Regions from separate parts of the Homo sapiens genome. Here regions 1 and 3 are each linked to region 2. Evidence: read pairs that join two places in POLR2A ChIA-PET (ENCODE). Cell type or tissue: PC-9. All regions are shown on one strand.

Region 1 (8,000 bases), 300 kb before region 2:
GGAGGGAAAAGAGAAAGGTGTGAGCTCTTTAGCTTAAAACCAGAAATTTTTTCCCCTAGAAATATCTTATTTGTTCATGTCTTGTGTATGTTTTTCTAAATGAAACCTTTAGCATTAATTGGAATATTTGACACACATGGGCACATAAGGCATTTTTATACAGCCTCTTTTTTATTTTTTCCATTTTGTAGAGATGCAGTCTTGCTATGTTGCCCAGGCTGGTCTTACACTTCTGGCCTCAAGCAGTCCTACCACCTTGGCTTTCCAAAGTGCTGGGTTTATAGGCATGAGCCACCACACCTCCTGGCTCAGCCTTTCTTTCTTACTTGGTTTTTTTTTTTTTTTTTTTTTTTTTTTGGAGATGGAGGTTTGCTCTTGTTGCCCAGACTGGAGTGCAATGGCGCGACCTCAGCTCACTGCAACGTCTGCTTCTCGGGTTCAAGGGATTCTCCTGCCTCAGCCTCCCGAGTAGCTGAGATTACATGCACCCGCCACCAAGCCCGGCTAATTTTTTGTATTTTTAGTACAGATGGGGTTTCACTATTTTGGTCAAGCTGGTCTCAAAAGCCTCTTTCTTAATGGCGTTAAAATTCATATCAAGTAGAGAAATAGAGACAGTTGAATCTGTTGTTTTTGGTAGTTATGTGCTATAAAGTCACCTCCCATACTGAATTAGCAAACATTGAATCTTTGTTCCTGGAGGAACTACAGGGTTAGGTTCCTGCAAGCCTTTAGTCTTCATGTGTTTCTATTTAAAGAGACTATCTAATATCTATTGTTGATGCATTAACATTGAACTCAGGGGCCACGGTGCTATAACACATGCCTGAACAAAGCTTATCTAACACACATAATTTCTGTGTGAGGCACATCACCACCTTCTTGCTGTTAGGAACACTGGAAAGCACATCAGCACACCCTCGGGGTCCATTGTAAACAGCAAAATCACCAACAAAAAGCACCAAAATGCAAAAAACACAGCACTAACTACACCACTAAAAAGATACTTGTTTTCAGTAGGAGAGTGAAACAAGGAGGCATAGTGTTGCCTTGTTTGACCTCAGGAACATGAACATCAAGTGATTTCAAATTTTTTACTGCTCTGTGCATGTCTACAAATGACCAAAAAAGCCCCAGACGTATTGATTTGGGCTTATAAATAAATTTTAGTGAGTAGGTGCATTTGCAAGTATAGCTGCAAATAATGAAGACTGACTGTATTTAGAGTCACAAGTAACTTTGTTATAAATTACCTTTTACTGAAGAAGAAGCAAGAGTAGAGAAGTTAAGGTGACTTGTCCAGTAATATACAGGTAGTACGAGAAACAGGACTATAACTTGGGTTTCTTAATTCCTGGCCCACCATTCTTGTACTTTTGCTCAGGACCTACTCCTTAGGTTTCTGATTACCCCAAAGAACATTTATTCTCTTTTTTGTTTATTTTGAGTCAGGGTCTCACTCTGTTGCCCAGGCTGTAGTGCAGTGCCTTGATAATAGCTCACTAGAGCCTCTAACTCCTGGGCTCAAACAGTCCTCCTGCCTCAGCCTCCCAAGTAGTTGGGATTATAGGCATGAGCCACCACACCTGGCTCAAAGAACATTTATTCTTGACCTCAGTGGGCAGTCCACATCAATGAATAAAGTTTAATAAAATTTAAAAATATGTTGAAGTGATCCACAGCTTGCCAATACTTTCTAGAACAGGAATGGTGACCAGATTCTGTATTCTGATTGCTGTGTAGAAGAGGTGTCTGAAGAGGTGTACAGCTTTCTCGAGAAAGAGTACTGTGATTGATTGGTTTTATCTACCAAGGCACAGGACTGCAAAGTGGCAGTGAGCATGCCACATTTTTGGCATCTCTGGTCTAATATTTACTCTATTAATCTCTCTTCTTTGTTACATGTACTTGAGAATTGATGAGAGTTTCTTCACGGAAACAACTCTTCCAAATGCAAAGCCATTTTGTTATTCAGTGTAATTCTGTACAGATTGTCCTATGTGAGACATACAGTGAGCCAAGAATTGTTAAATGGCAGGCTTCAGTCCTACTTCTATCCTAAAATATTTTTTGCTGTGAACGTGTTCTGAGGAGATTTGGCAGAATTTGAATTTTAGTTGTTCTCTCCGCATGTTAAGGTTTTCTTTTGAAGGGAGTGCTGATAATGTAATTGACGTTCTAAGAACAGTGGCTGACATGCATTGAGCTCTTAGCCTGTAGTGGGCCCTGTGTGCTTCATTCACCGTACCGTGTGTAGTCCCCTCGACAGCCCTCTGAGGTACTTACTCTTGTCCTCATTTTAGAATCAAGGAAACCAAGGCTTAGGGAATGAAGTGACCAGCCTAGTCCAAGGTAGGCTGCAGTGCAGTGGCGCGATCGTGGCTCACTGCAAAGTCAAGTGATTCTCCCCGGGCTCAAGTGATTCTCCCACCTCAGCCTCTCAAGTAGCTGGGACCACAGGCTTGCACAACCACACCCAGATAATTTTATTTTTATATTTTTTGTAGAGACAGGGTTTCACCAAGTTGCCCAGGCTGGTCTAGAACTCCTAAGCTCAAGTGATCCTCCCGCCTAGGCCTCCCAAAGTTTGGGGATTACAAACATGAGCCACTGCACCCAGTGGGTTTCTAGGACTTCTTGACTCTGTGTCTGTGTTCTTAACCAGGGGTCATCAGCTTTGGCCCATGAGCCAAATCTGGCCTACTGTCTGCTTTTGCAAATAAAGTTTTATTGGAACACAGCTGTCTTAGTCTGCTTGGGTTGGTGTAACAGAATATCATAGACTGGATGTCTTCAACAACAGGCATTTATTTCTTACAGTTTTGAAAGCTAGGCAGTATAAGATCAAGGTACTGGCTGATTTGGTTCCTGGTGAGGGTACACTCCTTCTGGCTGCAGACAGCTGTGTTCTCACGTGTCATGGAGAGAGAGCTAGGTTTCTGGTTTCTTCTTAGAGGACACTAATCCTGTCATGAGGGACCTACCCTCATGACTGCATCTAAGCCTGATTATTTCTCAAAGGCCCAGCCTCCTAATACCATCACATTGCAGGCTTAAGGCTTCAACATACAAATTTTAGGGGGACACAAACTTTCAGTCTGTAGCAACAGCTATGCCCATTCGTTTATGTATTACCTGTGGCTGCCTTCCTGCTACTGTGACCTAGCGGAGTAGCTGTAAAGGAGACCAAATGACCCGCAGAGCCTAAACATTTAGTATGTGTTCCTTTATGGAAAAAGGTTGCTGCTCTTAACTGGCCCCTGCTCTTGACTGTACCCATGTGGTTCTGGCCTGTTTAGTAACAGAAATCGTTTGTTTCTGGAACTCCTTGCATCTGAGTATGATTTCAAACGGAAACACACCCTGCCTTGTTTCAACCCACTGTGAATCTTGAGTCTTATGGGGTATGGTTATCTCTCTTTTTAGAATGGAAGTTCTGGCTGGGTGCAGTGGCTCACGCCTGTAATCCCAGCACTTTGAGGCAGGAGGATCACTTGAGGCCAGGTATTTGAGAACAGCCTGGGCAACATATTGAGACCCCATCTCTACAAAGTAAAGTAAAAATAAAAAGTTAGCTGGGCCATGTGGTGCACACCTTTAGTCCCAGTTACTCAGAAGGCAGAGGCAGGAGAATTGCTTGGGCCCAGGAGGTTGAGGCTGCAGTGAGCCGTGATGGTGACACCTAACTCTAGCCTGAGTGACAAAGCAAGACCCTGTCTCTTTAAAAAAAGGAAAAACACACAGAAAGGAATGGAAGTTCTCTGAGATGTAATAGATTCTCTGAGATGTAATAGGTACACTAGGATTTCTTTGTTTAGTATACAAAATGAGTCATCCTTTTTATGACATGAGAAAGTGGCTCGGTGCTCCCTGGGCTACTGAATGGAAAAAATGTACTTCCCCATGGTGGCTGCCCTTGCCAAGCCTGTTTGACTGGCTTTTCCCAGTGTGGGCAAGGTAACCTCTGTCTTAGAAATGGAAGGCCAGCATCGGGGTAAAGTTTGGTTTGGGCAGAATTGAAACCAGCTGCAGATACATCAGTGCTATGCCCTGCCATTCCTTGAGCTTGGCGCAGCAGTAGGAGTGGCAAAGGTGCTTCTGGGATTGATTTGCCATAAGCACAGTTAGCTCAGGCTTCCTCTCCACTGGGAGAAGCCTGGAGACTTCCCCTGCGGCTTGCTTCTACCAGGTGAAAAAGATTCTGTCTTCCCTTTCTCCAGCATTTGGTCTGCTACACGCTTCCCCGCAGCCAGGGCTCAGTGTAAGGGGGGTTAAGGTCAGTCTTGTCTAAGCTACTAAGTAGTCCCCAAGTTTTTCTGGTCACATATCAATTTTATATATATATATATATATTTTTATTTTTTATTTTTTTAGAGAAAGATAGGTATTTTTTAGAGAAAGGAAACACCTTTCATTCTGTTACCTAGGCTGGAGTGCAGTGGCGTGATCAGGCTTCCGAAAACCCCGACTTCCCCAGGCTCAGGTGATCCTCCCATCTCAGCCTCCCAAGTAGCTGGGACCACGGGCTAATTTTTCTATTTTTTGTAAAGGCAAGGTTTTGCCATGTTGTCCAGGCTGGTCCTGAACTCCTGAGCTTAAGCCCACCTTGGCTTCCTAAAGTGTTAGGATTACAGGCGTGAGCCACTGTGCCCAGCCAGTTTTTTTGGTTTTTTTTAGAGACAGGGTCTCACTCTGTTGTCCAGACTAGAGTGCAGTGGCTTGATCATAGCTCACTGCAGCCTCAAACTCCTGGACTCATGTAATCCTCCCACCTCAGCCTCCCGAGTAGCTGGGACTACAGGTGTGTGCCGCCACACCCAGCTAGTTATTTTTTTTACTTTTTGTAGAGACCGGGGTCTTACTTTGTTGCCCAGGCTGGTCTCGAACTCCTGGCCTCAAGTGAATAATAAAACCATTTTTGAGGATATCCTGCCAATATATTCATATTTCTTTAATTTAAAATTATAGGTTAGGGCCAGGTGCGGTAGCTCATGCCTATAATCCCAGCACTTTGGGAGGCCGAGACGGGCAGATTGCCTGAGCTCAGGAGTTCAAGACCAGCTTGGGCAACATGGTGAGACCCCATCTCTGCTAAAAATACAAAAAATTAGCTGGGTGTGGTAGCACATGCCTATAATCCCAGCTACTTGGGAGGCTGAGGCAGGAGAATCACTTGAACCCAGGAGATGGAGGTTGCAGTGAGCCAGGATTGTGTCACTGCACTCCAGCCTGGGCAACAGAGTGAGACTCTGCCTCCAAAAATTAAAATAAAGTTATGGGTTGGGCATGATGGTTCACGCCTATAATCCCAGTGCTTTGGGAGGCCAAGGTGGAAGGATTGCTTGAGCCCAGGAGTTTGAGCTCAACATAGGGAGACCTCATTTCTACAAAAACCTCTTTATTTACACATGTTCCTGTTATTAAAGTATATATATGGCCAGGCGCAGTAGCTCACGCCTGTAATCCCAGCACTTTGGAAGGCCGAGGCAGGTGGATTGCCTGAACTCAGGAGTTTAAGACCAGCCTGGGCAACATGGGGTGCCTGTACTAAAAATACAAAAAATTAGCCAGGCATAGTGGCATGCGCCTGTGGTTCCAACTACTCAGGAGGCTGAGGTGGGAGGATCACTTGAGCCTGGGAGGCAGAGGTTGCAATGAGCAGAGATCGTGCCACTGCACTCCAGCCTGGGTGACAGAGTGAGACCCCATCTCAAAATAAATATATAAATAAATAAATTACATATATTGTAAAGCATACAAAAATACAACTTTGACAGGACAATTGGAAAAATATAAATAAAATTCTAACATTTTCTTTTTACATCCCAGTGAAGGCTGTAGGAAACCATTAATCTAAGCTGCCCTGTTTATACCATAAACATTATCTTTTAGCTCTTATTTCCAGAAAACTTTTGATTTTTTAAATGCACAATGAAAAATCAATTTTTAATTATGTAAGTTGTACATGACTACAGTCTCTGTTAAAAGGTTTTTAGAACTTTACAGATAAAATGAAGTTCCTTGGGCCACCAGCCCCAAACCCAATTGCCTGTTTAGGTGTATACTTTTCTTTCCTCTCTTTTTTTTTCAATAAGTGATATCACTTGTACAAGTTTCTCTGCAGCTTTTTACATTCAACACCGTTATCAGGCTCTAGCTATATCTCTCCATGTGGATCTAGTGCATTCTTTTGACTGGCATATGACGTGTCATGCCACCATTCCATCTCTCGCTCCCCTGTACAGAGGCACACACAGGGTTATAGTGAACATCTCTGTGCAAGCCTCCTTGGAGACATGCCTCAGTTTCTCTGGTCAGAGGTGACTCTTTGGATTCCTATCACTGAGGCAAAGTAAATAGAACCAACTTCAGAAGAGACCAGTGAGGTAGAAGACTTAATTTGTACCAAATATATTCATTCATGTGGGTGGGATAACTTGTAATACAGCTTACTTACCCTAACCTCTGTTTATTACAGTACAGAGGTACAGTATGTCCTATTCTGTACCAAGAAACCAACCGCATAGCATTTTCCTTCATGCAGTGAGTCCTATAAAGGCCTGTTATAGTGTATTATATTGTCATCATCTTCCCCTCCATGGCAGAATGTCCCTGTGCAAGCCCTGACTCATGTGTCAGTGGGCCAGCTGCCTAGAGGCCTCCCTCCCTGTCCGTCTTCCCGCCGCTCATTGCGTTAGCAAGGAACAAGGTGGGGACATCTACCTGGGGGATAGTGGGAGATAGGGGGCAGTATCTACAAGTCACACACAGCCCTGTAGGTCCCAGTTAGGACTTTGAGCTTTGGTGCACCTCCCTGGAGAATATAGACTCTATAAGAAAAATAATTACGTTTGTCTTACTATTGTATCCCCAGTGCCCAGAACAGGGTCTGTCACAAAGAAGGATGAGAAAGCAGAACCAGAAAGATCCACAGGATACAGGAACTCTCCTTTCTCCTGGCCTTGTCTCACTGCACAGATGAGGGGGGAAGTCATGCTTAAAACCCTTTCTGATTTGAAGAGTAATGTGCCCCTTAAGGAGTCTGGAGAGGGGAGGATACTTTCTGTCCTTTTCATACTTTAGTTAAAGTGCGAAAGTCGTAATCCATGTCCAGCCTGCTTTGTGGCATCAGTATTGCAGCCTACTTTTCAGCATTCACATTTGAGGAGTTCCTAGACCACCCCACTTGCAATCCAGTGCACAAAACAGACTTGAGTCTGTTAGATGTAAGAACAAGCAATGTCAAAACCAGAGCTCATTTTCCAGGTAGACAGCCCTGCCCTCCTAGGAAGCCTGCACCTGCAGCAGCAATGTGAGGGGTGAGGTAAAGGGCATCTGGACTTGCCCTTCACAGGCCACACCCCTCACCTGGAGATTTGGGGGTTGGACTTGAGCAGCAGAGTGTACGCAGGCCTCTCTCCTGCTCCTTCAGTTACTCCATCCAGTAGTATTGCATTTCTACTCTCAGCCACTCTCTCAATCCATTTTTCTTTCTGCTTGTTGAGTGGTGACACTTCACTAGCTAAGGAAGGGGAAAAGCCATTGAGAAACGGTGTCGGACCTTTGCAGAGCGGCCAGTCTTCCTCCCACAGTGGTGGCTGCTCTATAGATAACCTCAGGAACCTGAGTCCCCCTGGTGGGGGCAGAAGCATGTGACCAGTAGAAGCCAAAAAGGGGAAAGAACAGAACAGCAGTTTTAGGAGTCTTCACCAAGTCACTGGAGGCAGAGAATGCCTTAGAGTTCACATGTATATGTGCCAGATGAGTGATTCTTTTATCTGATCAACCATCAATATAACGTGGATAGCTTGGAGAAAAACACTGATTCCTGGGCTCCACCTGGAAGTTCTGCTTCAGTAGGTCTGGGTCGGAGTCCAGGAACCTGTGTTTTTAGTGAGCTCCCTCAGGTGATTATGTTTCTCAGCCAGGCTTAGAAATCATCCTGCTGCTGACCTTTGAGGTTCCTTCCAGCTCTGTCCTCCATGCTGACATCCCGGTTG
Region 2 (8,000 bases):
CCCGCCTCAGCCTCCCAAAGTGCTGGGATTACAGGCTTGAGCCACCGTGCCCGGCGAGCCCTTGGTATTCTAATGGAAGCTATGAGTCTTCTGCCTCCTTCCCCATTTCCAGTTTTTGCACACCTATAGCTTTATACTATGTAAATTCAAGGGTACCTGTCTGTTCTCCACCCCCCACCCCTCTCAGAGCCACCTGAGGATCCCAAGGTGAGAACAGGAGAGGGGTGTTCAGTTAGCACTGTTCCTGCCTTGGAGGTGAAATAGTACATTGTTGGGTTCAGAAATGGAGCTTTCCTTCAGGGGAGTGATAACTCTTTCATCTCAAGTTCCATCCTGCAGAACCCCAGAGAATCCTGGCTTGCTCTTAGGAATATGTTGTCCCACACCATTTTCCCCAGCCCAAGGTTGGGGCAGGGGCAGACTAAGCTTCCCAAGTAGTGGTATATACCTAAGAAGGGCCTCTTCCAACCTTGTTTTAAAATTGGGCCCTGACTTCCAGAAACACGTTATCAGGTGGAAACACATAAAGGCTTAGAACTTAGGGCCTGAAAATGATGCATCCCAGAGATGCTACTGCTTCATGTAGGAGCTGGGGAGGGTGGGGGTGAGACAACACCCATTTGTTCAACAGTTTGCTCATTTCAGCATGTCATCTTCTCTCACAGCCCTTCCTTTGAAGAAAGGAAACAGTTGGGCTTGCCCCACCAGAGACGAGGAGGAAACTTTAAATCTAAATCCAGGTGATACTGGCTGTTTTGGAGGGGCATAGGTTTTGGGATTAGAGATAAAAACCTTTCATGGAAAAGAAGCTTCTCCATCCTCATTCTGGTCTTAACTCTGATTTTCTTACAGATACAAGAGGAGGAAGTAGCTGTCGTGGCCTGAAGAAATTCATGGGGGCAGCCCTTAAATCCCTTCCCTGTGGGAAGTCATCCTGGCTGGTCTGTCTTTTCTCCATTTGTTTAAAAAAAAAACAAAAACAAAAAACAACACTTTGGTGTGGTGGTATGGTACGTAGCTATTTTCCTAAGCATGTCTGTCAATCTCCCTTCTTGCTGATTAGCTTTCATATGACTATATTAAATGGAAGTATTTTTGGGAAAAGAGAAACCAATCCAAGTGTATATCTTATTACTATCTCTTCCTCAATGGCAAATGTGCCCACAGTCTACTAGCTTGGTATCACCACATACAGTTGGTATGCATAATCTTTATGCTTGTAGAGGAACAGGGTATGGAGTGAGGAAATTCTTGGTAGAAGTTCTCTTCTAGCCTGGGGAACATAACAAGACCCTGTCTCTTAAAAAAAAACAACAACAACAGAAAAGTTCTCTTCTGTTGATACTCTAGAACTAAGAGCTAAATGATAGCTGAAGAAGATAGCTAAATGATAACTCTTAGTTCTAAAACATCAACAGGGGAGAACTTTAGCATGAATGCCAACCATGCACCAGATATTCTGTGTGCTGAATAGAATCCAGTCAACTCACTGCACTCCTGTGAGGCAGGCAGTGATATCCTCATTTTCCAATAAACAGAGGCTTGGAAAGACTAACTTTCCAGAGTTGCACAGCTGGGAATTCAGGTTTTCAACCAACATCTACTTGAACCCTCACCTTACCTCTTGCTGCTGTGCTGTGGAAATGCTGCTGGAGAAATGGAAGCCCGAAAAGGACAGAAGGAGCCTTGACACCATAAATTAGTTACTTGCTGCAAAAACCAGAGTCTCTTGTCCTCCAGGCTGGAGTGCAATGACACGATCTTGGCTCATTGCAACCTCCACCTCCCGGGTTCAAGCGAATCTCCTGCCTCAGCCTCCCAAATACCGGTGATTACAGGTGCCCGCTACCATGCCTGGCTAATTTTTGTATTTTTAGGAGAGACAGGGTTTCACCATGTTGGCCAGGCTGGTCTTGAACTCCTGACCTCAGGTGATCCACCACCTCAGCCTCCCAAAGTGCTGGGATTACAGGCTTGAACCACTGTACCTGGCCAAAAACCAGTTTTGATCCTGTAAGAACGTCGGTTCTCATCCTTTTCTGACTCAGAATGAGATGAAAGCTGTGGGGCCCCACCTGGAAAACTGTATAGTTTGTTATAATTTCAGGGAGTACTTACCACCCTACCCCCAGCTTAAAAATTATAAGTTATCCAGTAGCACATACCCTAGATACTAAAGAGTGTGTTCAAAGCTATTCATTCAGGCTGCACCTAAGTCACCAACAGAGGGTCCAATTCAGAAAATGATGGCACAACTGTGTGATGGAGTACAGTTCAGACTACTGTCTTACTGGATTTTACAGAAAGTAGGTTATTAGGCTAAAAAAGCCAAGTGCAGAACTGTGTACTTTTTCTTTTCCTTTTCCTTTTTTTGAAGCAGGGTCTCACTCTTGCCCAGGCTGGAGTGCAGTGGCTTCACTGCTCACTGCAACCTCGACCTCCCCAGGCTCAGGTGATCCTCCTACCTCAGCCTTTGGAGTAGCTAGGACTACAAGTGCAAGCAACAACACCTGGCTTATTTTTGTATTTTTTTTTTTGTGGAGATGGTTTCGCCCTGTTGCCCAGGCTGGTCTTGAACTCCTGGGCTCAGGCCATCTGCCCAATGTGGCCTCCCAAAGTGCTGGGATTACAGATGTGAGCCACCATGCCTGGCCTAAGGGATGTGTATTGCATGTGCATAAGTTCTCTCTGGGAGGACTCAGGAAGTTAACAGGGTTTGCCTCTGGAGAAAGAAACTTCAGGTATACCCTTTTGTACAGGCTGAAAAAATGTTCTTTTTACCGTGGGTAAAAATGATTCATTCACCAGCTAAATAAAAATCCTGTATCACAAAAACAAAATCACAGCCTCACTGTAGACAGTGCCTTCCCTGTGCCCGTCTTCACTGTCTTTGGCTGAGTTGCTTCTGAAAATTGAGGATACACGTGGACCACTGATTTTCTCAATCATTGTTTTTAATTGGCTTTATAAGCTAAAGTGCATAGTAAAGACAAAAAAAGGAAATGCATACATAGGAAAGGGACACTTAGAAAGGACCTGAGATACCTAAATGTCTGTTCTAAGGAACACTGGAAGGAGGGAATGCAGATGCAGGCAGCAGGCCTGGGTCTGGCTTCTGGCCTGGGTTTGGAGCCTGCAGAAGCTGCTGGCATGCTAGCTCTACCCAGGGAACAGCTCCAAGAGGGAGTGTTGGGATGAAGGATCACACTTGGGATAGGTGCTGCTGGTACCAAATGTGATTTTAGCTCCATTCAGGGCCCAGGGGTAACCAGCAGTGCCACCAAACCTGTCAGCAGGTAAAGAAACTTCTACCATCCCAAAGTGCAGGTTACAGGAAAGGGGTCACTCCTTAATGACGACCTGGGCCTGCTGCATAAGGCCCATCTTATGCAGCATGTGGGCTGTCCCATCTTCCCCACTCTCAGTGACTATGTAACTGTGTCAGGGTGAGTTGGTGCAGTCTTTTGTCTTATCACGTGCCTCCATCTCCTGGAGGCAGGGTGCCCAAGGAGGGCAGGGAGGGGTTCTTGTGCTCCTTTAAGGGATAAGCAGTTCATAAACAACTATGGGCCTCTGTTTATTATGAGAGTTAGTCTGCAAATTAGGGCCTGGCAATTAGAATCGGTCTGCATCAATGAGCTCATACTCTGTTCCTGGGGAACAATGTAGAATAAACATCTGACCAAGTAAAGACCCAGAGATACCACTAGGTGGCCCTAGGTGGAAGCCCCAAACATGTTCCAGGGAGTCTGTCCACTAATTTGCAGGAGAGAAGGGGTGAGATTTGTTAACTTTGCTCTCAGTTCTGGAGATAAAGTGCTTACTCTAGCGCAGGGGTAAATCTAGAAACAAATGTGGGTGAGCCCTAAAAGTGGATCCTTAAGTAGGTGCTAAGACTAAAAAGAATGATTTTTTTTTTTTTGAGACAGAGTCTTGCTCCTGTCGCCCAGACTGGAGTGCAATGGCATGATCTCAGCTCACTGCAACCTCCGCCTCCTGGGTTTAAGCGATTCTTCTGCCTCAGCCTCCCAAGTAGCTGGGATTACAGGCGCCCGCCATAACGCCCAGCTAATTTTTGTATTTTTAGTAGAGACGGGGTTTCGCCATGTTGGTCAGGCTGGTCTCGAACTCCTGACCTCGTGATCCGCCTGCCTCGGCCTCCCAAAGTGCTGGGATTACAGGCGTAAGCCACTGCGCCCAGCCTAAAAAGGATGATAATAAAAAACAAACTTCAGTTCCTTCATTAGGGAGCTGGCCCCAGTCATTCAGTGGCGAGGGCAAAAGGCAGTGGTGTACCATCTTCCTACATCATCCCCTGGATCTCCTCAAAGTTCATCAGGTTGTTGGCCGTGTCAGACCAGGCAGCATGCTGGGCTCCATCCATTTCAGAAGCAAGCTGGTTGCTTCTTTCCAGAGTATGATTTGTGCCACCAATCACTTCCTTACAGTCAGGACACGTGCCCCTCTCCATGGCTCCCCCACAATCGCCAATCACATAGATATGGCCATTGCGGCACTTGAACCAGTGACCACGAGGATAACCTATGGCACTGACAATCTGCACTCGCTCTTCCTCTGAGATGCCCAGGCCAGAGCAGGGAAGGGTGGCTTTCAGAGCTTCCATCTTTTCCTGCACAAGTTGTTCATCCTCTTGGGTGAACTTACATGTTTTCTCAAGGATATTCTGGACACTATAGACCTCTACTGCTATGCTATCTTTCACCTTCTTCTCTGCTATCTTGTAGCGGGTCAGAAGGTTCACCAGGTATGTGAGCCTCTGGATTTCACTTCGGAGGTCACTTAGTTCCTGGCTAGTGAAGCTCAAGCGCTTCTTGGCCAGCCACTCATGGACCTGTTCTAGTCGAGTCCTCACTCTTTTCTCTTCTAAGACATGCATCTTTTTCAGGGAATCCCACAGGCTGGCCAGGTGGTCATAGAAGCTGATGTAATTCTCAACCAGACCCAGGTCCTTCACTGACAGATTTTTCTGGGCCAGCTTCTCCTTTAACATCAGGAAGTCTTCAGGAAGCAGCTGGTGGAGGAGGCTCTTCCTCTCCAGCAGGGCCTTAAGCCGTTCCTGGCTGGTTGCTATTTCCCCTGCTGAGCCCTGGATCTTTTCCTTGATGATTTCAATCTCTTCTAGCCGCTGTTTTATGCTAGTTCCATACCTCAGGTTTTTGCGGATGGGCACCTGGCAGATAGGGCAGACTTTCAATCTGATGGCGACTTCATCATCCTTCTGTTCATTCATGTAGCGGTCTAGGGCTTGCACCTCAAAGATGTGGCTGCAGTCTTCCAGCTGCACAAAGCGGGCATCAGGCTCATCCTCAAAGCCAAAGAATATTTGGGTGACCTCATCCATGTGGCAGATCCGGCATTTCTTGGGGCATGGCTCCCCACAGAGACCAATGCAGGGGTGGCCACAAACTAGCAGCTTAGTACAAGGCACATAGCATGGGGGTCGGTTGCAGGGCTCAGAGCAGAGTTTGGTGCACTGGTAGTGCTGGCAGCGCCAGACACAGGGTTCCACGCAGGGACTACACAGCTCCCCACATTTCTTCTTGCACTGGCTGTGGACACAGCGGTTCTGACAGGTCCGCTGGCAGGGTGGGCACTCACCAATGCATGGTTCCTGGCACTTGTGTGAGCAGATAAGCAGGCGCTTGCAGGGCTGCTGACAGCGTTCATGGAAACGCCCTTCGAAGCAGCTGTGGCAGGAGCCTGGGCAAGGATGCCCGCAGTCCAAGATAGTGCCACACTTTGTGGTACACTTGACTAGCAGACCACCATACAGGAGGCCTTCCACATGACCACATTTTACCGGTTGACTGTGCCCACACTTGAGTTTTATGGTGACCATTTCTGAACACAGCTGCACACAGTCCTCACCACATGGGTGGCTGCATCTGTGCCCACATCTCAGAGACTTGGAGCAAGGCTCCTGGCAGCAGAAATCTGACTCAGGCACGGAACAAGGGACCATTTGTTCATGGCCGCACCGAGGAATGGTTTTGGGCACCTTCACCTGACAAGGCTGACACTCCTGGAAGCAAACAAGGGGACACCGGTGCCCTTCCTGACAGATGACCTTCTGGCATGGCTTCATGCATTGGAACTCCTTGTGTGAAGAGTCATAAGGGTGGCAGGCACGGGTGCAGACATGCCCACAGCCCAGGCGGAACTCGCAGGGCAGGCTGCAGCCTCCTTCGGGTACTTTTTGGAAGTCAGAAGCTTTGGATACTAAGGTGTGGGTTTCAGGGTGGTTCTGGCAGCAGAGCCGGAGCATGGGGCCTATTTGATTGTTCTCTCGAAGTGTATGAATGATCTTGCTCCACAGGGGCACCTTGGCCAGCATCTGCATGTTTCCGATGCAGTACATTCCCTTCTTGGCTCGGGACAAGGCCACACAGATGCGGTTGGATATCTGCAGAAAACCCACCTTGCCTTCTTGGTTGCTCCGCACTAGCGAGAGGAGGATGATGTCATTCTCTTCCCCTTGGTATTTGTCCACAACATGGACCCTGACGCCAGCAAATGTCTTGGCAGGCATCAGTTTGCGCAGGCAGAAGAGCTGCCCGGTATAGGTAGTGAGGATGGTGATCTGGGAAGGCAGGTATTCCTGGCACAGGAAGTACTTGCACAGCTCTACCACAAAGTGAGCCTCATGCTGGTTCTGATGGCTTTTGCCCTCTTGGATTTCCTGTTCAGGAAAGTTGTGTTCTACAAAGAAAAGGTTGGAAGACACCCCCTGACAGGGAAAAGAAGTGACATGTTAAAAGGTTCACTCATGGCACTTGTTTTTTTCTTCCTCTCTTGACATGCACTGGCCACTTACTCTGCTCCAGAGAGAGACCTTGGAAAGCTTTTTGTCCACTCAACATCACTATCTTTAGTTCTTTAGTTAGTCATTGTGTGCTTCATTTTGGGGCCACAGCAAGTTATGAAAATAAAAGATTATGTCTCTTTCAGTTTTCAAGATACTTGTTTGATGTTAATATTTAAAAAAGCTGGCTGGGTACAGTGGCTCACGTCTGTAATCCCAGCACTTTGAGAGGCCGAGGTGGGTGGATCACCTGAGGTCAGGAGTTTGAGACCAGCCTGGCCCACATGGTGAAACCCCGTCTCTACTAAAAATACAAAAATTAGCTGGGCGTGGTAGTGGGCGCCTATAATCCCAGCTATTCAGGAGGCTGAGATGGGAGAATAGTTTGAACCCAGGATGCAGAGATTGCAGTGAGCCGAGATCATGCCACTGCACTCCAGCCTGGGTGACAGACAGAGTGAGACTCCATCTCAAAAAAAATAGAAAATAAAACAGCCATCCACAATCCAACCATTATAGCTGAAAGAACAAGCAGTGCTGTGAGGAGGATGATGATAATGACAGAGCAGCTAACTTACTGAGCACTCCACTGTGCTGACTGCTTTATATACATTACCTCCTTCCATACAGTAATGGGATATGGCAGGAGCCATTATTCTTATTGTCCAGAAGAACCTGATACTCAGAATTTATTTATTTATTTTAAAAAAAGAGACAGTCTTGCTATGTGCCCCAGCCTGGTTTTGAACTCTTGGCCTCAGCTGACAATTTTTTTTTTTTGAGACAGAGTTCACTCTTGTTGCGTAGGCTGAAGTACAGTGGCACGGTCTTGTTGGCTCACCACAACCTCCACTTCCCAGGTTCAAGCGATCCTCTCGCCTCAGCCTCCCAAGTAGCTGGGATTACAGGCGCCCACCACCATGCCCAGTTAATTTTTGTATTTTTAGTAGAGACGGGGTTTCACCATGTTGGCCAGGCTAGTCTCCAACTCCTGACCTCAGGTGATCCACCCATCTTGGCCTCCGAAAGTGCTGAGATTATAGGCATGAGCCACCACACCCAGCCAGGCACATGCCACCGCACCCAGCTAATTTTTGTATTTTTAGTAGAGATGGGATTTCACCATGTTGGCCAGGATGGTCTTGATCCCTTGACCTTGTGATTCGCCCGCCTCGGC
Region 3 (8,000 bases), 140 kb before region 2:
TTTATCGATCTCAGGCGGGAACCAGGGAAGACGTCTCTAAAGTGGTGCCTGCACAGCATCCTGGCCAGTCAGGAGGAAGCAGCAACCTAAGCCAACTGCCACAGGTTGGCCCTTCCAAACCCCAGCCATGGGAACACCTGGCCCTCCCCACTGTGCTTAGGAACTGAGTGCTTAGGAAACTAAAGGATGGATTTGGCCACGGGATGGGCCAGAGGTGCTCCAGAGCCAGCTGAGGCACATCAGGCCAAAGTCACCCTGCACTTCCCCTGAGGCAGCAGTTCCCACCAGGATTCACAAGATTTGGAGTGCTGTCAGAGGAACCGCAGTCATTTATGGCTGTATATTTTGTACTAGAAAAAAGTCACTAGGAATTCATGGGTGATATTGCTTAGGACAGTGGTTCTTAAAGTACCGTCAACATCACTTAGCACCTAAGTGCTTAGTAGAAACTACTTCATCAAAAACTCTGGGAATGAGACCCAGCAACCTTTTAACAACCCATCCAGGTGATGGGATGCATGTTCAATTTGGTGAGCCATGACTTAGGATAAAGCTAAGTAAAAGTAAGTAAGACATAGACGGTAGCAAAAATTGTGAAGATCAGGTTTGAGAACAGTGGTCTAAAGCTTCATGACCACAAAAATTGGAAGGGACCACATTTTAAAGATGTGAAATTAACAGCTTTACTTTTGTGCAAGAGGTGGCAGAAAAAAGATGAGCTGTGGTAATTAGGGCCCATGGGGCTGAGCATCATCACCCCGGGAGCTATGGGCCTCGCTGGGCCAAAAATAATGTGGCCCCTGGGCTGCAGAAGTTCTGAGCATTTCCAGTTTTCTTAGCTGAAGTTTGATTCAGCCTTGAACGGTGTTTACATTGTACTTGTTCATAAATCCAAGGAACCAGGAAAGAAACTTACTAAGACTCAGAATTTTCAGGCACACATTACAAAGTTGCCAGCACATTTTCAGCCACCCACCAGGTGCACATACACTCTGCGTACAGAACAGACACCAGTCAGAGGTTTGCACAGCAAAAGGGCCAAGCGACTTCCAAACTACAGAGAATCTCAGGCCATCTGCCTTGGGAGGTCTTTTGGCAGCCATAACAAATAGACTCAAAAAGGCAACTACTACAAAGAACAGAGTCTGAAGAAGTGACGCACAGGATGCTGACAGACCCTTAGTAGAGATCCTTATTCCAAAGGGGCATCAGCTGCCTGCTAATCCATCCAGGGTCAGGAGGAGATTCCTAGTGAGGCCGCTACTGCAGTCTAAGGAGTGGGAACAATCACTAGCCAGACTGGAGCAGCCCAGCTCTGAAGAGGAGGGGCTGTCACCTGATCCTGCCTGTGCCCCATCAAGCTCTGGAGACCAAGCAAAATCAAAGCTCCAGGCACACCTCAAAGCTCGCTTGACAACTGAAAGAGCCATTGTGTGTGCACTGTAGGTAAGGTCGTGGTAGAGCTGCCTGGGAAAGGGTGGAAGACACACTAAGATTTATGATTGGATACAGGGCTTGTGGGCAACTTCCAAATTTTTCATAATCTACTTTTAAATTAAAAAACCATCTTAGGCCAGGCATGGTGACCCATGCCTCCCAGCACTCTGGGAGCCAAAAGTGGGAGGATTGCTTGACCTCAAGTTTGAGACCAGCCTGGGTACACAGTGAGACCACATCTCTACAAAAAAAATTTTTGTAATTAGCTGGGCATAATGGCACATACCTGTAGTCCCAGCTATTCAGTAGGCTGAGGCAGGAAGATCAGCCTGAGCCTGGGAAGTCAAGGCTGCAGTCAGCCATGATCACACTGGTCTGAGCCTGGGTGACAGGGGGACCCTGTCTCCAAAAAACCCCAAACAAAAAATAATTTTAAAAATTACTGGCTGGGCATGGTGGCTCACACCTATAATCCCGCACTTTGGGAGGCCAAGGCAGGTGGGTTACCTGAGGCCAGGAGTTCGAGACCAGTCTGGCCAACATGGTGCAACCCTGTCTCTACTAAAAATACAAAATGAGCCTGGTGTGAGGGCACGCACCTGTAATCACAGCTACTCAGGATGAGGCAAGAGAATCACTTGAACCTGGGAGGTGGAGGTTGTAGTGAGCTGAGATTGTGCCATTGCACTCCAGCCTGGGGGACAAGACTGAAACTCGGTCTCAAAAAGCAAAACAAAATTGCTACTATACATAGACTGCTTTACTGTTGTCATTGCAGACCTGATGTTTGTAGGTTTCAGTGAATGTAAAAGAATGTGTGGATGAACGGTTTTGTTGTTGTTTTTGAGACAGAGTTTCGCTCTTGTCACCCAGGCTGGAGTGCCATGGTGCAGTCTCGGTTCGCTGCAACCTCAGCCTCCCCAGTAGCTGGGATTACAGGTGCCCACCACCACGCCCGGCTAATTTTTAGTAGAGACGGGGTTCCATCATGTTGGCCAGGCTGGTGGTCTTGAACTCCTGACTGCAGCTGAGCCACTTTACCCGGCCAGATGAATGCATTTTTTAAATATTAAACTTAGGTTAGAAGCACATAATAAAGCTGTACACATCTCCTACAGTTTTCACTAATGAAAATTGGGATGCCATTTAAATTACAAAGAAGTCTGAGGAGAATGTCCTACAGACTAGTTTCACATGCACATGCTGTCCTTACATGCTTTGTATACAGACATTAAACACATCAGTACAGTACACAAAGTAACAAGTTCCACGAACTCAGCACCACAGGAAAGGTTTACAAAAAATCCAAGAAGATGGCTATGCTGCCCATTAACAAACTCCCACCTCCTATCTTTGAGTTAGCCATTGCTTCTTAAAACAATGTATCTCTTTAAAAGCCCTATTTAAGAACATTGGCCAACTCCTCCACTCTTCCCTCTGCTAATCCTGCTCTGATTAAGTGCTTGACAAATCCAGTATTTATTGATTTGGAATTTCAAGTAAGTTTTTTGTTTTTAAGAGCACACAGGCATTTAAGCCCTTAAACCAGAAGTAGTGATAAATACTGCTGCTTTTTATTGAGGCTGAGTCTCCAACACCTAGGCTATAGTTGCAGTAGCGTGATCTCAGCTCACTGCAGCCTTGACCTCGGGCTCAAGTGATTCTTCCACATCAGCCTCCCAAGTAGCTAGGACTACAAGCCCATGGTACCACCATGGTGCCATGCCGGGCTAGTTTTCTGTTTTTTTTTTGTTTTGTAGAGATGGGGGTCTCTATGTTGCTCAGGCTGGTTTCAAACTCCCGGGCTCAAGCAGTCCACTCACCGTGGCTTCCCAAAAGGCTGGGAATACAGGGATGAGCCACCATGCCCAGCCAGTGGATGCTTCTGACATGTTATGTGCAAACAAAGCCAGACCTCTCGGGCCTCAGGTTTGCTTCCTGGGATGATCCTATTCTACTGAACTCACACTGATCCCTATAAAGCAAGCAGCAACATCACGCTTTTGGGAAAGGCCAATATGTTTTCCTGTCGATCATACCAATCCCAGGCGCCCTCCTAACAGGAGGGATCCAGACTATGGTGTCCATCACTGAGCATTCACCCAACAAAGCCACTTAAAAAAACAGCTCAGTAAACTAGATTCAGAAGTGATACTTGTTTGTAAGACCTATCCACATTACTCTGGCTTAAGAAGGCCTGAAAACCCAGAAAAACACCCAGCTATGGGTGAAAATACTTACAGGTGAATGTTTTAGTCTAGGATTAGCATTAAGATACTTCAGGAAAAAAATAATGGGGAGGATGAGACAAGAACAACAAACTCAAGACAGCTATGAGGAAATAACCATTACCCGTTAAGTTTTCCCTTTAATGACCATGAGGACAAAGTCATGACAATGCAGTCACCACCCACTTTTTGAAAAAAAAAAACAATGCCAATGTGGGAACCGACTGAGTCCCAAGCTTATCTACTGTAGGATCCAAGAGAGAGACAATCTCAGTGTTGGAGAATGCACTGAGAACATAGAGGAGAAGGCTACAAAGAACACTGAGTATACAAATGCATACAGATAGATGTGTATAGATATATATACACATAGATTTCCTGTCCGCTACAGAGGTCTAGAAACAATAACACCCCAGTAGCAGTAAGCCCTCAGAGCATTCAGATCTTGGTTTCTAAATGCTGTCTTCTAGTAGAGGGAACCAGGGCTCCTTAGGAAAATGGCTGAATCAGGCTAGGCGTGGTGGGTCACGCCTGTAATCTCAGCACTTTGGGGGGCTGAGGCGGGCGGATCATAAGGTGAGAAGTTCAAGACCAGCCTGGCCAATATGGTGAAACCCCATCTCTACTAAACATAAATACAAAAATTAGCCAGATGTGGTGTGCACACCTGTAGTCCCAGCTACTTGGGAGGCTGAGGCAGGAGAATCGCTTGAACCCACGAGGCGGAGGTTGCAGTGAGCTGAGATGGTGCCACTGCACTCCAGCCTGGGCGACAGAGTGAGACTCCATCTCAGAAAAAAAAAAAAAAAAGGCTGAATCAGGACTAGGGGAAGGAAAAGAACAAGATGAACCCCAAATATCTCAATGTGTCAAGTTAGTCTTCAAAAAATGATGGGGACAAATGACAGTTTTTGTGGACATAGAAAAGCCCATCCTAAAATTTATAAGGAATCCTAAGGGACCCTGAATAACCAAAAACAATCTTGAAAACTTAGCTGAAGGACTCATAGGTTAAGATTTCAAAATTTACTACAGTAATCAAATCAGTGTGGTACCAGCACAACAACAGACATATAGGAGGCTGGTTGCGGTGGTTCACGCCTGTAATCCCAGCACTTTGGAGGCTGAGGTGGGAGGATCACTTGAGCCCAGGAGTTCAAGACCAGCCTGAGCAACTTGGTAAAACCTTGTCTCTACAAAAAAAAAAAGAAAAAATCAGCCAGGCATGGTGACATGGTGACACACGCCTATAGTCCCAGCTACCTGGTAGGCTGTGAGCCAAGACTGCACCACTGCACTCCAGTCTGGGCAACAGAGTAAGACCCTGTCTCAAAAAAAAAAAAAGGCCAGGCGCGGTGGCTCACGCCTGTAATCCCAGCACTTTGGGAGACCGAGGCGGGTGGATCATGAGGTCAGGAGATCGAGACCATCCTGGCTAACAAGGTGAAACCCCGTCTCTACTAAAAATACAAAAAATTAGCCGGGCGCGGTGGCGGGCGCGGTGGCGGGCGCCTGTAGTCCCAGCTACTCGGGAGGCTGAGGCAGGAGAATGGCGTGAACCCGGGAAGCGGAGCTTGCAGTGAGCCGAGATTGCGCCACTGCAGTCCGCAGTCCGGCCTGGGCGACAGAGCGAGACTCCGTCTCAAAAAAAAAAAAAAAAAAAAAAAAAAAAATATATATATATATATATACACACACACACACACACACACACACACACACACACACACACACACACCCCCCCCCCCCCCAAAGGAAGAGAATCCAGAAGTCCTTCCATGTAATTTTTGACAAGGGTGCCAAGACCATTCAATGGGGGAGGGACAGTCTTTTCACAAATACTGTTGGGAAAACAGTGTGCACTTGCCAAGGAATGAAGCTGGACCCTTACCTAACACCATACACAAAATTAGCTTAAAATGGATGAAAGACCTAAATCTAAGACTAAAACTAAAACATGAGGCAAATCCGCAAATCTTCATGAGTTGGACTTAGCAATGTTTTCTTAAGTATGACACCAGAAACAGGCAACAAAAGAAAGTAATAGACAAACTAGACTTCATCAAAATTAAAACCTTTTTTGCATCAAAAGCTTTTCTGCAAAAAGCTTTTGCAGAATGAAAAAACAACTCACAGAATGGGAAGAAAAAAACTGCAAGTCACATCTGTTAAGGGATTAATATCCAGAATACACACAATACTCCTAAAATTCAACAACAAGCAACATGATTCAAAAAAAATGGGCAAGACTTGGACAGACATTTATCCAAAGAAGATAGACAAATGGCCAATAAATACGAAAAGATGTTCAACATCGTTAGGGAAATGCAAACCAAAACCCCCATGAGATACCACCTCATATCCACTAGGACAGCTACTATTTAACGAAACAATAAACATTGGCGACAATGTGGAGAAACTGGAACCATCATGCACTGTTGGAAAGTGATGGCTGCAGTGGGAAACTGGCAGTTCCTCAATATGTTAAAAATAATAGGTCAGACGCAGTGGCTCACGCCTGTAATCCCAACACTTTGGGAGGCCAAGGCGGGCAGATCACTTGAGGTCCGGAGTTCAAGACCAGCCTGGCCAACATGGTAAACCCCCGTCTCTACTAAAAATACAAAAATTAGCCAGGTGTAGTGGTGGGCCCCCGTAATCCCAGGTACTCGGGAGGCTGAGGCAGGAGAATCACTTGACCCTGGGAGGCAGAGGTTGCAGTGAACCGAGATCGTGCCACTGACTCCAGCCTGGGCAGCAAAGGGAGACTCCATCTCAAAAAAAAAAAAAATTATATGCAGCAATTCCACTTCTGGGTACATACCCCAAAGAGTTGAAAGCAGGGTCTCAAAGATTTTGTATACCAATATTCACATGTGGAAGCAACCCAAGTGCTTTTTTTTTTTTAGACTGAGTCTCACTCTATTGCCCAAGCTGGAGTACAGTGGCACAGTCTCAGCTCACTACAACCTCCACCTCCTGGGTTCAAGTGATTCTCCTGCCTCAGCCTCCCGAGTAGCTGGGACTACAGGTGCGCGCCACCATGCCCAGCTAATTTGCATATTTTTAGTAGCTATGGGGTTTCACTATGTTGACCAGGCTGGTCTTGAACTCCTGATCTCAGGGAATCCACCTGCCTCGGCCTCCCAAAGTGCTGGGATTACAGGTGTCAGTCACCGTGTCCAACCCCAAGTGCCTACTGACAATGTATTGATAAGCAAAATGTGGAATATATACACACAATGGAATATTACTCAGCCTTAACAAAGGAGGGAAATTGACATATTACAACACGGATAAACCTTAAGGACATTAGGCTATGTAAGATAAACCAGCCACAGAAGGGCAGATACTGTCCATTTATAGGAGGTTCCTAGAGTGAAAATCATAAACAAGTGGTGGTTTCCAGGGGCTGGAAGGAGCATGCGAGGGGAGTTAGTGTTTCATGGGAACAGTTTAAGTTTTACAAAATGAAAAGTTATGGAGTTGGATTGTGGTGGCTACACATTATGAATAAACTGTACACTTAAAAGTAGTTAGCAGTCTGGGCAACATAGCAAGACCTCGACTGTACAAAAAAAAATTAGCTGGGCATGGATGTGCACACCTGTAGTCTCAGCTATTCGGGAGGCTGAGGTAGGAGGAAAGCCCAGGAGAGCAAGGTTGCAGTGAGCCAGGATCACACTGCTGCACTCCAGCCTGGATGACAGATTGGGATGCTGTTTTAAAAAAAAAAAAAAAAAAGTGGTTAATAGGATGGTAAATTTTCTATGTGTCTTACCACAATTTTTTACAATTTTAAGATGGAAACATGCCAAAAGGACACAAGAGTCACCTTGACAGGTCTTCTGATGTCCAAATTTGAAGTAATTTGAACATCAAATAAATGGTTGCAATGGATTGCGACCCAGACTAGGAGTCCATTAGCTGACACACTGCATCAATGGGGAGGGAAGGCGCCTCCATGCAGGGGCAGGGTGTCGGCAGAAGGAACATTGGACATGGAAGCTCATGGATGGGCAGTGGTGGTGGATTCACATGGAAGTTGTAAGTGAAGGACAAGGATGGAGGGTAGAGGTCTGAAGAGGAACAGGCTGGTCATGTGCTTTGAGGATGCCTCCCCACAAAATACTCCTTGATTACCAAGAGACATAGTGTGACCTGACTGACAGTGGAGCAATCTGCCTGGGTCACCAAGGTTAACAAACTGTATGCCCCTGGAGTGACATACAGAGAAGAGCGCAGCATTTCTGTGGCTTTCCTGCCACAAAAGTGCTGCCTAGGTCTGGTCACCATCATCCAGACCCAGGCTGAGGGTGTACTACAGAGAGGTCT

What was found. ChIA-PET counts read pairs that join two places held together with the same protein. Peaks named below come from ENCODE experiments on the same cell type or tissue, not always from the same donor. Only the 100,000 strongest peaks of a DNase experiment are listed, where the experiment ranks them.
Region 1: POLR2A ChIA-PET joins it to region 2 with 10 read pairs; 1 of 35 experiments calls an interaction of 5 or more read pairs at or near these places.
Region 3: POLR2A ChIA-PET joins it to region 2 with 6 read pairs; 5 of 35 experiments call an interaction of 5 or more read pairs at or near these places.

The regions. Positions count from the first base shown.
Region 1 is chr20:48,942,144-48,950,143 of GRCh38, forward strand. The region is part of intron 3 of ARFGEF2 (ARF guanine nucleotide exchange factor 2); the gene reads left to right. Among named protein-coding and RNA genes, the nearest start is that of ARFGEF2, 24 kb to the left of the region's middle. In PC-9, no CTCF peak of the experiment used is centred here; a DNase peak (open chromatin) is centred at 3,908; H3K4me3 peaks cover 1,351 bases; H3K27ac peaks cover 4,398 bases.
Region 2 is chr20:49,242,964-49,250,963 of GRCh38, forward strand. It overlaps DDX27 (DEAD-box helicase 27), which reads left to right. Exons shown (of 21, transcript NM_017895.8): 20 at 666-740; 21 at 853-1,110. The coding sequence ends at 871. It overlaps ZNFX1 (zinc finger NFX1-type containing 1), which reads right to left. Exons shown (of 14, transcript NM_021035.3): 14 at 2,937-6,748. The coding sequence ends at 4,304. Among named protein-coding and RNA genes, the nearest start is that of DDX27, 28 kb to the left of the region's middle. In PC-9, CTCF peaks have their summits at 3,741 (motif pointing right) and 3,944; a DNase peak (open chromatin) is centred at 3,668.
Region 3 is chr20:49,103,133-49,111,132 of GRCh38, forward strand. No RefSeq gene overlaps it. Among named protein-coding and RNA genes, the nearest start is that of CSE1L, 61 kb to the left of the region's middle. In PC-9, no CTCF peak of the experiment used is centred here; no DNase peak of the experiment used is centred here; H3K27ac peaks cover 827 bases.